4 separate regions of the Homo sapiens genome follow, and all the other regions are linked to region 2. Evidence: chromatin contacts called from ENCODE Hi-C or POLR2A ChIA-PET data. All regions are on one chromosome and are shown on one strand. Each heading gives the region's core, a stretch centred on a gene start or an enhancer-like site at or near the end of the contact. The rest is flanking DNA. Distances are from core to core; before and after follow the strand shown.

Region 1 (2,780 bases), core at 100-2,599, 240 kb after region 2:
CTGGGCCACTGAGCAGAGACCTGCCTACATCTTGAGGCCCACACAAAGGTCTTGTCCCAAATAGGGGAGCCATGGCAGAGCAGGGATGCTATGGAGGGAGGAGGCAGCCACAGGCAGGGCTTGGGGATAGTCTGGAAAACAGAGAATGAGAGGAGTCAGGGCAAAGAGGCGAGGTCTGTGGAGGTGCCGCAGGAAGGCGTTGGGCGCTGGCTGCAACTGAGAGCTGGGAGCTCAGGAAGGCTCAGGTGGCTGGACCCGGCCAGGGGGCAGACGCGGAATAACAATGGCCTTCCGTGAGGGCAAGGCCATCTGTAGCAAAATGTCCACCCTCCATGCCAAGCCTCCCACCCAAACATCCCTTCTGATTTCCCATGCTATGAGGGCCTGAGCACCGGAGCCCTTGGAGAGAAGATCCATCGGAGGCGGAAAGGTGGGGGGACCCACGTGGCTCAGGTTAAACTTACACCTGGCTTTGCATGGAGAAGTCTTGGCAAACTTCTGAACAACAAATCAAGTTACAGATGGCTGAAACAAACGGTAGTTTCCCAGGAGCCGCTGAGACCATCAGCAGGAGGCCTGTAGACTTTCATCCAAGTCAGACTCAACCATATCTTTCTTTTTCCAATTTTTTAAAAATTGTAGTAAGTAAAATACACATAACAGAAAATTTACCATCTTAACCTTTTTTTTTTGAGACAGCGTCTCACTCTGTCACCCAGGCTGGAGTTCAGTGGTGCGATCTCAGCTCACTGCAAACTCCGTCTCTGGGTTTCAAGTGATTCTCCTGCCTCAGCCTCCCGAGTAGCTGGGATTACAGGTGCCCGCCACCATGCCTGGCTAATTTTTGTATTTTTAGTAGAGACAGGGTTTCACCATGTTAGCCAGACTGGTCTCAAAACTCCTGACCTCAAGTGATCAGCCCGCCTCCGCCACCCAAAGTGCTGGGATTACACGTGTCAGCCACCGTGCCTGGCCTCCATCGTAACCATTTTTAAGCACGTTGTTCAGTGGTGTGACATGCATTCCCACTGCTATACAGCCATCGCCGCTAACCATCTCCAGGCACTTTCATCTTGTAAAATTGAAACTCTGCACCCATTCAACAATAACTCCCCACGTCCCATTCCCCTCAACTATATCTTTTTAAAGTGCTTTTCCCAGTGAAGTTTCTAACATTGCTAAAGAACATAAAATATAAAAACATGGCCATGCAGCAGGGGCTTTTTACCCTGCAGAATGCCCACTAAACCGTTTCTGTATGTTTAATTTTTTTAACCAAGGAAGTAGGGGATGCCCAAGATTTGGTCCCCAAACCAGAAAGACTGTGGGTTCCTTGCATCAAGCCGGGGCTTTTAGTCAACTCTCCCATGGGGACTCTGTTGGCCCGCTCCACCTCGGGTGTTCCCCCGCCCCTGCCTTTTCCTCTCTCACCTCCCCCATCCACCCCTCTCAGCCTTGCAGTCGACCTGCCTCTCCTCTGGTTGCTCCGTTTGTAGGGAGGGTCTGCTTGAAGGGAGTTCCCATTCTCTCTCACCCAGAGTCAAGGCTCTTGACTCTATTGTACCTAAAAAGCTCCTGAGGAATTTGACAAGGCCCCACCCTCAGAGATATGGGGTGAAGCCCAGGAATCTGTATTTTTAACAAGCATCCCAGGTGATCCTGATACTTGCACACACCCCCACACACACCCACGCCGACTACCCACACACTTCCATGGCCCAGAAGTCTGCAGGACCCACAGCAGGTATTCGGGACTATTTGTTCAATCCACACCTGAGTCGTTGCACGATTATGCTCAAGTCCCTCGGAACACCTCGCCTGCCATCTGACAGCTTCCCATCCAGAAACCACACAGTACAGTAAAAAACAGAAAAAAGAAAGCCGTTAGACCCCAGTGAATGTTATTTTTAATGAAAGTGGTGCATTTTGACTCACAATGTTGAAACCAGATTATAAATGAGTCATCAGTGAATCGACCACAAAGAGCCTTTGCGGAGGTGATTTACAGGAGAGCTCTGATGTCTGCTGTCCCCTGCACACGCTTCACAGAGATGCTGTCAGACGCAGAGCTGGTCTGGGGCATCTGTTGCCGCGTCAGCTCAAAAGGATGCTGTGTTGTCACCAATGGGATTCCCCAGCCCAGGCGGTGTTGCGGTCCCACCCACACAAGGAAGGCGGCCATCACTGAATAATGCTTGTGGTTACATCATCATTGCTGGTTTCCAGGTAGTGACTAGCAGATACTGGAGAGAGACAGGCCATCTGCTCTTCCTGTGCGCCTCAGCTCCTCCCTCATACCCACATCCTCTCGCCTGGTCTTCTAGAAGCAGCCCCTATGCAGACAGACCAGCAGGACTGAAAGCTGGACAGACTCGAGCCGGAGAGCCAGGTGGAACAACCTGGCCAGAAAGAGTCTGGCCGCAAAGAGTCTGGCCACAGCCCCACTTTCCTCATCTCTAAAATGTCCACATGGCTGCCTGCCCTGCCCGGCTCAAGGGAATGTTGCAAGGCTCTCATGGAAACCATGCTTGTGAGGGTTTTGAGGACTATCATAGCCCGTCCCAAGGTCAGAGGACAGTAGAAAACAAAAAACTTGCTTTCAGAGGGTGCTTTCACCAGTCAGCAGCCTCTGCCCCGGGCAAAGCCAGACAACTAAAACGGAATGAATCCGCAGAGTAGGGTGGGGATGAAATTCTCCACCTCCAACCCAGAAAGGAAACGCCAATGCTCATGTTTCCCCTTAGAGAAACAGGCAATGTTTGAACAGGAACAACGACGCC
Region 2 (2,853 bases), core at 254-2,753:
CAGAAGCTAGTGGCTTGACCCAAGAAGGAAGAAAATGGCGGCTGCCTTCCCGGACCCAGGCTGTAGGCCGGGAATTCCCAGCTCTTTGATACCGTATTCCAACTGGTATGATCTGTTCGATGCCTGCTCTAGCTCTATCCCAAATATGTGTTATATGGCTTCCATCAATATTTTTTATGTAGTGCAAGCTTAATTTAATCTGAGAGTGGTTTAAGAATACACATACTTCTCAGCCATCAAAAGAACACGATTAAGAATCTCTGTGCTAGAAACTAGAAAGTTCTAGGAGATTACTGAAGGAGAGGCAGGAATGGGAACTGAGATGAAGAGGGCAAAGACTTAACCACCGACGGTCCATTTTTGGAGGAAGTGGCTGAGTGGAGTCTGGAAAAAAAAAAAAACAACAACCAGATAACCTGAAAACCAGCTGGGCTGGAAGCAAAGAGAGGGCCCAGGCATTAGCCCGGCCCTGGGGGCAGCCCAGACACACCCCAGCATTTCTCAGGGGGAAGAAGGCACAGCCTGCTGTTATTTACAAAGCTGTTGTTGAGAATTTTGAGGATCTCTTCCAGGTTCTCGCTTATGTAAATTCTAATTCACAGTGCCCTGGCCCCACATGTCTCGTAAACCAGGCCTGATATTGTAAACCTTCGCCATTCACAGAGGGTTTTAGCTTTGCCTTTGTTCCCCTCTCCAATTTCCCACTTCACAAACCTGGATCTAAAGCTTTGCACGTAGTTGATAGGGAAGTGTCGTTTGAGCAGTTCTAAGAGGCTGTCTTCCTTCTTCCTCCGACCCCCACAGCTCTGGTTTCCTCTTGGATATCAATTATTGGCTTTTACATAAGAAGGCTAATGCATTTTCAAAGCAGGCAGATCACTCTCCCATGTTTTGACAGTTTGGCTTTAGTTGAAATATAATTAAACTTTTTGAAAACAAGAACCTTGAAACTCAGTCTTCACACTGTTTGCAGGTTTTTTCCCCCTCACGCATTCAGTTTTTACTTGCTGCGGCACAATTGATTTGGTCTTCACTTTCTGCGCTCAAAACAAACACTGGGTTTAGGCATTCTGCTCTCCCAGCACCGCATGGCTGAGGGTGGAAAAAAATAACATCTGAAACAGGCCGGGCTTTTGATGATACCTCCTTATGACAGACACATCGAAAACCACCGACGGTGAGTCACCCACATTCTGTGCATACCCTCTCCGAGGAGCAGGAAGTGTGGCTATTTTAAACCCTGAGGCAATGAGAAGTTTTCAGATGCGTCCTAAGGCGCTCCGGCCAGCGCCCTGCATGCACACGAGGGCCTTCCTCAGTGTGGCCCCAGCACATCTGTAGACCTGAGGCGACACACCCAGCCTTCTGCCAGCATCTCTTTGTTTATTCTGCTTGTCCTGGTTTTGCGTTGACACGAGCAAGCCGAGTCTAAAAAACACAGAGCTACAGAATTTATAAAATCAACAAAAACTTAAAAAAAAAAAACAAAAAAAAAAACACACCACCACCACCAACAACAATCGGAGCCTGGCAGTTGGTGAGGGTGGGTGGGGGCGAACAGATGGTGCCACAAGATGTCCTCGGGCGGCTCACTGGGGACCGAGCCTTGTGGCTCTGTGGCCAAAAATAAATAAATAAGTCAGGGCCCAGCAGAAGTGCTTTCACTTCTAACCCAAGTCACTAGCTGTGGGTAATGAGTCCTCTTACTCCTTGTTCCCCATCTCCAAAGGCCAAACAAACAAGTAGAAAAAAAAAGAGAGAGAGTGAGAGAATGAATTGAACTGAAATGAAATGACTATAGATGAAAGATATATATATATATATAAAGAGTGGCGGGGGCGGGGGAAGCCGGGCGCTGTGGCTCACGCCTGTAATCCCAGCACTTTGGGAGGCCGAGGCGGGCGGATCACGAGGTCAGGAGATCAAGACCATCCTGGCAAACACGGTGAAACCCCGTCTCTACTAAAAATACAAAAAAATTAGCCGGGCGTGGTGGCGGGCGCCTGTAGTCCCAGCTACTCGGGAGGCTGAGGCAGGAGAATGGCGTGAGCCCGGGAGGCGGAGCTTGCAGTGAGCGGAGATCGCGCCACCGCACTTCAGCCTGGGCGACAGAGCAAGACTCTTGTCTCAAAAAAAAAAAAAAAAAGTGGCAGGGGGACTTGAGGGAAATAAGCCAGATGTTGCCACAAAAGCAGTTACAAATCCTGACCTTGTTTGCTAAAGGGAGCAGGCTCAGCCAGGATGCGAGACATCTCCAGGTGCTGGGAGCTTCTGAGGATGGTGAGCTCCCAGACCGAGGCAGCAAAAATGGCCTAGAACCCATCACTGTGTGGGGAGGATCCGGCTTCCTTGATGTCGGGGAAGCGTTTCCAGAACACTGGCCACTGATAGAACCAGCGGTCGATGTGGCAGGGCCTGGGATTCAGGCAAGACTCCATTTGGCTGTAATGTTTTTTATCTTTATCGGCAGTTTTCTTAGAGAATGAAATTGTTTGGGAAGTGGAAACCCAGCCTTCAGCATCTTTTAGCACAATGTGTTAAGACTCCCGAACTGGTTGGGAGCTGTATAAGCCACACAAGCATTCCAAATAATACATATTCTTTCTATTGTTGCAGATGCTAACTGCCTCCTAACTCTGATAAAACCTAAAGAATTTGTTGGTGGAAGAAAGTCCTAGAGTTTTAAAAAGCAGCTGCAGAAGAGACCAGGCCGCCTACACCCCTTGGCTTGTGGCCTCTTTACTCCACCTTGACAGCCAGCAAGGTGGCCTCTCTGGTACCTTTCTTTTGCATTCACTCTCCCTCTGTCTCCTCTTGTGACTAGCTGTGGGTAATGAGTCCTGTTACTTCTCA
Region 3 (2,920 bases), core at 404-2,903, 160 kb after region 2:
TCCCATCAGCGTTACGGTGGAAAATAGCAGAAACATGGCTGGAGCCCTCCAGCTGCCCCGCCCCCTCCCCAGTCTACACCGGGGCTCCCAGCGTAGGAGCCAGCACCCAACTCAGCACAGCTTGATGCCCAAGCTCTGCTTCCCCATGGGGGAGACAATTCGCCTGAGAAATATTAACGCCACCTACTTTACAACAGAATGACGATTTAAATGCTGCATGGGTCCAAGGCACAGGGCCTTTATTCTAGATCTCCATCCCCCTCCCTCCAGGGCTCGCATGCTATTCCTGACTCCTAGCAACCCAAAAGGTACAGCCCCAGCGGCACCATAGACGAACGAAACTGTCTGTCCTGTGTCGGGCCCAGTCCACCGACCTGGCTGCAGCCACCTCCTCCTGTGCTGCCCCAGGTGTGTCCTCCTCGTTGGGGGAGAATCGCTCCAAGTCAAGGGTAGACATGGAGCTGTAGTCTCTAAATATGGGAGCCTAGAGGAGTAGAGGAACTCACCTTTAGATCCATGAGAATGCGAGGACAATAGCAGATCCAACTTCGTTCTTCAGCATTCACCTAACATTCGATTTAATTCAACAGATATTTATCATGTGCTTAGGACGTGTCAGGCACTGTTCCTGGGCATTGGGGTACGGGGATGAACAAGCTCTGAATATCTGCCTCTGCAGAGCTTCTAATGTAGTCACATTTCTCTTTCATGGGCATTGATCCCCCAGAGCACGCCACGTCAGCAGGCTCTCACTTGCTATGCCATTCACATTCTGCCTAATCTTCATTGTGCAAAACAGAGAGAGATTGAGTCCAGCCTGGGAGTGACAGTGCCTAATGGGAGAGGCACTGCCACCAGCACAGGACTCATCCCCATGAGGCATGTTGATTTTCCTTTCGTCTTTCTACACATTTCCCCTCTCTCAGTTTTCTTTTCTCTTTCCATACTATTTCCTCTTTGTCTTTCTTCCATCCTCTTTTCTTTCCTGCTCGCCCTTGGGTTCATGGCTCAGCACTATTATTGGCACTGCTGACCCGGCAAAGCACATCCACCTCTGCGATGTTTTCCAAGAGCAGGGGATCAGAGGGATGTCCTTCTGCTGGGGCCAGTGCCTGAGGAAGACCCTGTTGGCCATGGATGGGAACTGATTCTGGGCTTACACCACAGCTCCAAAGGAAAGGGGCCGGGGATGTGTCTACACAGGCCTGACTGACCTGGCAAGAAAGTGACATGCGCACTGACTGGCCCAGAGGAACTCTGATAAGAGGAGATGCCAGGGCTGAAGCTCCTCCCAAATGCTTTCTCCAGGCTCTGTGTGACAACAACTGCCCTTCAGGCTCACTCCACCTCTCATCCGCTGTCCACAGCTCAGGGCCCCAGAGGCTACCATACCCACAGGGGACACTCCTCCAAGATCCTGGGGATGAGGATGAAAATGTCAGCCTCCCCGCCCACGGTCAATGAGGGTCAACATTAAATCAGAACTTTAACTTTGCAGTAGCAGCCACTGGGAGCAATTTTCTAGAAATGTGCTGCTGACCACATTAGCATATCCCAAACTAAATGTAAATGCACATACGCTGAGTTACAGTCTTGGAAACTGAAATCTGTTTTGAGCTATAGAAAATGAAAAAGTGATGTGTGCAAGGAATCTATGCAAAGGAGCCTCAAAGAGGAAGAATGAGTCAGGCTTGCCCCACATAACCAGAGACCATGGCCAGCACCCAAGGGCCAGGCTCTGCCAAGCCAGACAAAGGTCCTTCAGCCAGTGACACTCCAAAATCTCTCAAAAGCGATCCAGAAACCAAGTGTGGTGGTACACACTGTAGGCTCAGCTACTCAGGAGGCTGGGATGGGAATTGGAGGCCACAGTGTACCATGATCACACCTGTGAATGACCACTTCACTCCAGCCTGAGCAACATACTGAGACCCCATCTCTAACAACAACAACAACAACAAAGTGACCCAGGGGTTTGAATCACTAAAAAAAACTAAGGGTATTTTGTGTCCATTTCCTTTTCTTTTTTCTTTTTTTTTTTTAAAGAAGGCTGGAGTGCAGTGATGTGATCACAGCTCACTGCAGTCTCAACCTCCCAGGCTCTCAAGCAATCCTTCTACCTCAGTTTCCTTAGTAGCTAGGACTACAGGCATGGGCCAGCACACCTAGTTAATTTTTTTTATTTTTTTATTTTTATTTTTGAGATGGAATCTCTCTCTGTTGCCCAGGCTGGAGTGCAGTGGCATGATCTCGGCTCACTGCGACCTCAGCCTCCCGGGTTCAAGCGATTCTCCTGCCTCAGCCTCCTGAGTAGCTGGGACTACAGGTGCCTGCCACCACGCCTGGCTAATTTTTTGTATTTTTAGTAGAGATGGGGTTTCACCGTGTTAGCCAGGATGGTCTCGATCTCCTGACCTCGTGATCCACCCACCTCGGCCTCCCAAAGTGCTGAGATTACAGGCATGAGCCACCTCACCTGGCCAATTTTTTTATTTTTATTTTTTGTAAAGCTGGACTCTCACTATGTTGTCCAGGCTGGTCTTGAACTCCTGGGCTCAAGCAATCCTCCTACCCCAGTCTCCCAAAGTGCTGGGATCTCAGGCATGAGCCGCCGTGCCCAGCCCTATTTCTGTTTTTTAACTCAAATAAATTGATTATTTAAATCATCCGCCTCTGAAACAGAACTGTTTAAGAATGTCCTGGTTGTGTGACTGTTTGCAGAAACGAGTGAGCGTACTTGTGACTCAACCACTCACTCCCTGTGACCGTCAGTGGATTTGACCATATACAGTCTTTCATTAAGTTAGTCTTTGTCATATATTGCTTATTTTACTTCCACGGTGGAGCACTGGCTGAAGACAAGAAGCATAAGAACCCTGATGATGAAATACAGGAACTTCACAACAAGCATAAAATGAGC
Region 4 (2,849 bases), core at 350-2,849, 180 kb after region 2:
CTGGGGGCAGGGGGCAGAGGGCAGGCCGCCGCTCGGAGTAAAAAGGGAAGACAGACAGGCAGTCCAAACACCACCAAATGACAGAGATGCAGACCAAGACAAAAGGAAAAAACAACAGAAGGGATTTTTGTCCTTGAGACGTGCTATGCAAATTCTTTTCAATTAGTTTCCTATTAATGATTCCATCTTGAACATTTAGAGCTGCTCAACCCAGGCAGCATCTACGTTTTGAAGTAGTAAGTTCTCCATTCCTAGCAGAGTCGGAGGAGAAGCTCAGCTGTTATCCACCAGAAATTCTATTAAAAGGATGAAAGGTTGAACTAGATGACTTCTCATTCTGAAGACTGTAATTCAGCAGAACTGACTAATCCCTGGCAAATGATACCCTTTCTGAGTATGCATGTGTCACTGAAAGTCACTCAGACAAACCAGACTATTTGTAAATAGGTCTGATTATCTGCAAATTAGTTGATTGAAGGTTCCCGGGTATCAAGCAGGGCTTATTTTAAGAAATTAAGTTAATTTAGATAATAGCTGTGTTGAAAAGCAACAAGTTCAAAAACAATTAAAAAGAATGCAGCTTCCCTTTTATTTTTTTCAACTCTATATTTTCTTTTCAAATTGCTTCTAATAGACCATCTGTTAAGAAAGCCTCTTTTGACCGGGTGCAATGGCTCACACCTGTAATCCCAGCACTTTGGGAGGCCGAGGCAGGTGGATCACCTGAGGTCATGAGTTCAAGATAGCCTGAGCAACATGGTGAAACCCCGTTTCTACTAAAAACACAGAAATTAGCTGGGCGTCGTGGCACGCGCCTATAAACCCAGCTACTCTGGAGGCTGAGGCACAAGAATTGCTTGAACCCGGGAGGCAGAGGTTGCAGTGAGCTGAGATAGCACCATTACACTCCAGCCTGAGAGACAGAGCAAGACTCCATCTCAAAAATAAAAAAAAGAAAGGCTCTTTCGTAAATTACTTAAATATGCTTAGAAGTCATTATTACTTTTTAAGTCAATAGAAGTCTTTTTAGTTTATCTAATAGCATATTAATTCCTATGCTTTATGTGTTTGTACCCACACAACACCCAGCCCTGCACCTAACACATAACAGGTGCTCAATAGATGTTCATTGAATAAATTGGTTGCAAAAACCGAGTGTATACATTGAACATTTCTGCATATTGGTGATAATAATAGTATTTTGAACACTTGTTCTATGCCAGTGACTGGGTCAAATAAACACTCAACCTCATAGTAATATCTGCGAAGTGATTGCTACATTAGCCCCATTTTACAGATGATGCAACTGAGGCTGGTGAGAGGCAGAGCCAGGATTCAAGGCCAGGCCTGTCCAACTCCCGAGCCGAAGCTCTCAGCGAGGGTATCAAACTGAATCTGAATCCTCTTAGTTTATCTATTTTAAAGTGCTGCATGTGGTATGTTCAGGAGACGAAAACTCTCTGATGAGGCACGTGTGGATGGGATGGCAGGGCTGAGAAGGCCGGCTCCCCCACGGGGTGTGCACAACCTACCTCCCCAGCTGTTTCTGCTACCGGCTGGGGCCTTCAACTCCACCGCCTCCCCTCCCCCAGGCCCTAAATCACTCTCAGGCCTTTTGTTCTTCCCCACAGCTGCTCAGCAAATTCCTTGATTTGAAATTACGATCACAGGTTGGAGTGCTACTTAAAATAATTTTGCCAAATGTTCCATCTCTCTGTGTTGATGAATATAATGGATGACAATTTAAAGAGCAAAAAAAAAGTAAGTATTCACTTTGTTGAAGACAAAAAAAAAAAAATCATAAGCTGCATGCATAGCATTAGTTTGGCTCTGAAAGATTCATTCCCCCAGGAAGCTAGCCAAATGCTGGACTTTTGTGAACCGCAGCATGGCCGGGAGAGCAGGCTGCTGGCAGGTATGGCCTGCAATAGAGGGAGAGAGCAAAGGTCAGGGCATGTGTTGGGTTTGTTTAAGCATGAGTCAGAGGAGTGGGGGTAGACCTGGGGATCCAATTTCCAATTTCCTGTGCAAGTCACTGAGCCACACTTCTCCCCTTCCCCAAAAGCTTTTTATGCGTACCGCTCTGCAGAACAAAGGGAGATATGGTAGGGGGACACATAAATAACAGGGACAGGCCGGTCTTCTTGAAGGTGGAGCCTCTCTTGAATTTGGAAAATGCAAGCTCTGAGGGAAGCGGGGATGAAAGCAGACCACACGCATCTAGCACTTTGGCCAACTGAGGCTTCCTGGGCTTGGAGGTCCTCACCCGGGGCTCTTAGCGCAGCCTGAGCCCAGTGTGAAGCCATGGGCCAGCCCTTCCTGCAGGCGGGCCCTGTGGCCAGGCTCAGCTCAGGCGAGGGGTGGCTGGGCCATGAGGAATCAGAACAAAGCTTCTTCCTTCACACCCGGTCCTGCTCAGCAGGTGGACTCCACGTTAGACATTTCCCCCACGTCCTAAGGCTTCTTCCAGGCTTGAGCCCTGAAAAGCAGGTGGGGAGAGATGAGCAAATGCTGAGCAAAAAAGAGGTGGTGGTGACGCCTCTCTAAAGTTTTCCATACCAAAAAAGCCCTGGTACAAGGCAGGCACTGCTGGCAGCCCGGCCCCACAAGCTTACTTCCAGTGCAGGAATCCAATGGGAACATGTGCCCCCAGGGCCACCCGAAACGCAAACTGCTCTCTGAAAACCAGGTCAGCCTCTCTGTAGGAGTCTTGCCATGCAGAAAACACCAGGCCCTCTGGAAACGCCCCCTGTTCACTGAGGGTCTCTGGCTGGCCGGCACTATGCCCAGCAAGGCCACCTCCCGTAAGTGACACGCCAGGGTCTTGCTGAATCACAATAAGCTGGGAG

Evidence for each region. A loop is a pair of places that touch in the nucleus more often than their neighbours do. ChIA-PET counts read pairs that join two places held with the same protein, here RNA polymerase II (POLR2A). Pooled maps may share reads with other maps.
Region 1: a loop to region 2 is called in a map of CD8-positive, alpha-beta T cell, with 15 times the contacts of the local background. The contact joins two enhancer-like sites. A Hi-C loop is called at or near these places in 7 of 168 maps with a recorded cell type or tissue (CD4-positive, alpha-beta T cell, CD8-positive, alpha-beta T cell, GM12878 and 2 more), 36 of 37 single-sample maps with no recorded cell type and 18 of 50 pooled maps. POLR2A ChIA-PET finds 5 or more read pairs at or near these places in 14 of 52 experiments (B cell, CD4-positive, alpha-beta T cell, CD4-positive, alpha-beta memory T cell and 10 more).
Region 3: a map with no recorded cell type shows a loop between it and region 2 (6-fold over the local background). The contact joins two enhancer-like sites. A Hi-C loop is called at or near these places in 4 of 168 maps with a recorded cell type or tissue (CD4-positive, alpha-beta memory T cell, GM12878, PC-9 and 1 more), 30 of 37 single-sample maps with no recorded cell type and 18 of 50 pooled maps. POLR2A ChIA-PET finds 5 or more read pairs at or near these places in 9 of 52 experiments (CD4-positive, alpha-beta T cell, PC-9, activated B cell and 4 more).
Region 4: a map of GM12878 shows a loop between it and region 2 (6-fold over the local background). The contact joins the promoter of LINC02971 here to the enhancer-like site in region 2. A Hi-C loop is called at or near these places in 12 of 168 maps with a recorded cell type or tissue (B cell, CD4-positive, alpha-beta memory T cell, CD8-positive, alpha-beta T cell and 8 more), 33 of 37 single-sample maps with no recorded cell type and 20 of 50 pooled maps. POLR2A ChIA-PET finds 5 or more read pairs at or near these places in 17 of 52 experiments (BJ, CD4-positive, alpha-beta T cell, CD4-positive, alpha-beta memory T cell and 12 more).

Annotation. Positions count from the first base shown.
Region 1 is chr1:235,009,907-235,012,686 of GRCh38, forward strand. No RefSeq gene overlaps it. Among named protein-coding and RNA genes, the nearest start is that of LINC03108, 31 kb to the left of the region's middle. RefSeq lists enhancers at 1,808-2,397, 1,996-2,290, 2,241-2,741, 2,408-2,477, 2,688-2,780. Within about 2 kb of position 1,350, at least 26 of the 41 ENCODE cell types and tissues checked have a DNase peak (open chromatin) inside an H3K27ac peak, as active enhancers do; they include B cell, CD4-positive, alpha-beta T cell, CD8-positive, alpha-beta T cell and 2 more, where a contact is called at or near this core.
Region 2 is chr1:234,771,353-234,774,205 of GRCh38, forward strand. LOC107985364 (a long non-coding RNA gene) reads left to right here. Exons shown (of 3, transcript XR_001738532.2): 2 at 2,617-2,776. Among named protein-coding and RNA genes, the nearest start is that of LINC02961, 13 kb to the left of the region's middle. RefSeq lists enhancers at 54-1,253, 1,010-1,304, 1,040-1,259, 1,280-1,329, 1,350-1,519 and 1 more. Within about 2 kb of position 1,504, at least 31 of the 41 ENCODE cell types and tissues checked have a DNase peak (open chromatin) inside an H3K27ac peak, as active enhancers do; they include B cell, CD4-positive, alpha-beta T cell, CD8-positive, alpha-beta T cell and 5 more, where a contact is called at or near this core.
Region 3 is chr1:234,931,963-234,934,882 of GRCh38, forward strand. No RefSeq gene overlaps it. Among named protein-coding and RNA genes, the nearest start is that of LINC02971, 24 kb to the right of the region's middle. RefSeq lists an enhancer at 238-738. Within about 2 kb of position 1,654, at least 20 of the 41 ENCODE cell types and tissues checked have a DNase peak (open chromatin) inside an H3K27ac peak, as active enhancers do; they include GM12878 and PC-9, where a contact is called at or near this core.
Region 4 is chr1:234,955,600-234,958,448 of GRCh38, forward strand. It overlaps LINC02971 (long intergenic non-protein coding RNA 2971), which reads left to right and starts at 1,600. Exons shown (of 2, transcript NR_186179.1): 1 at 1,600-1,761. It overlaps LNCATV (lncRNA negative regulator of antiviral signaling), which reads right to left. Exons shown (of 4, transcript NR_125945.1): 3 at 2,080-2,479; 4 at 1,743-1,922.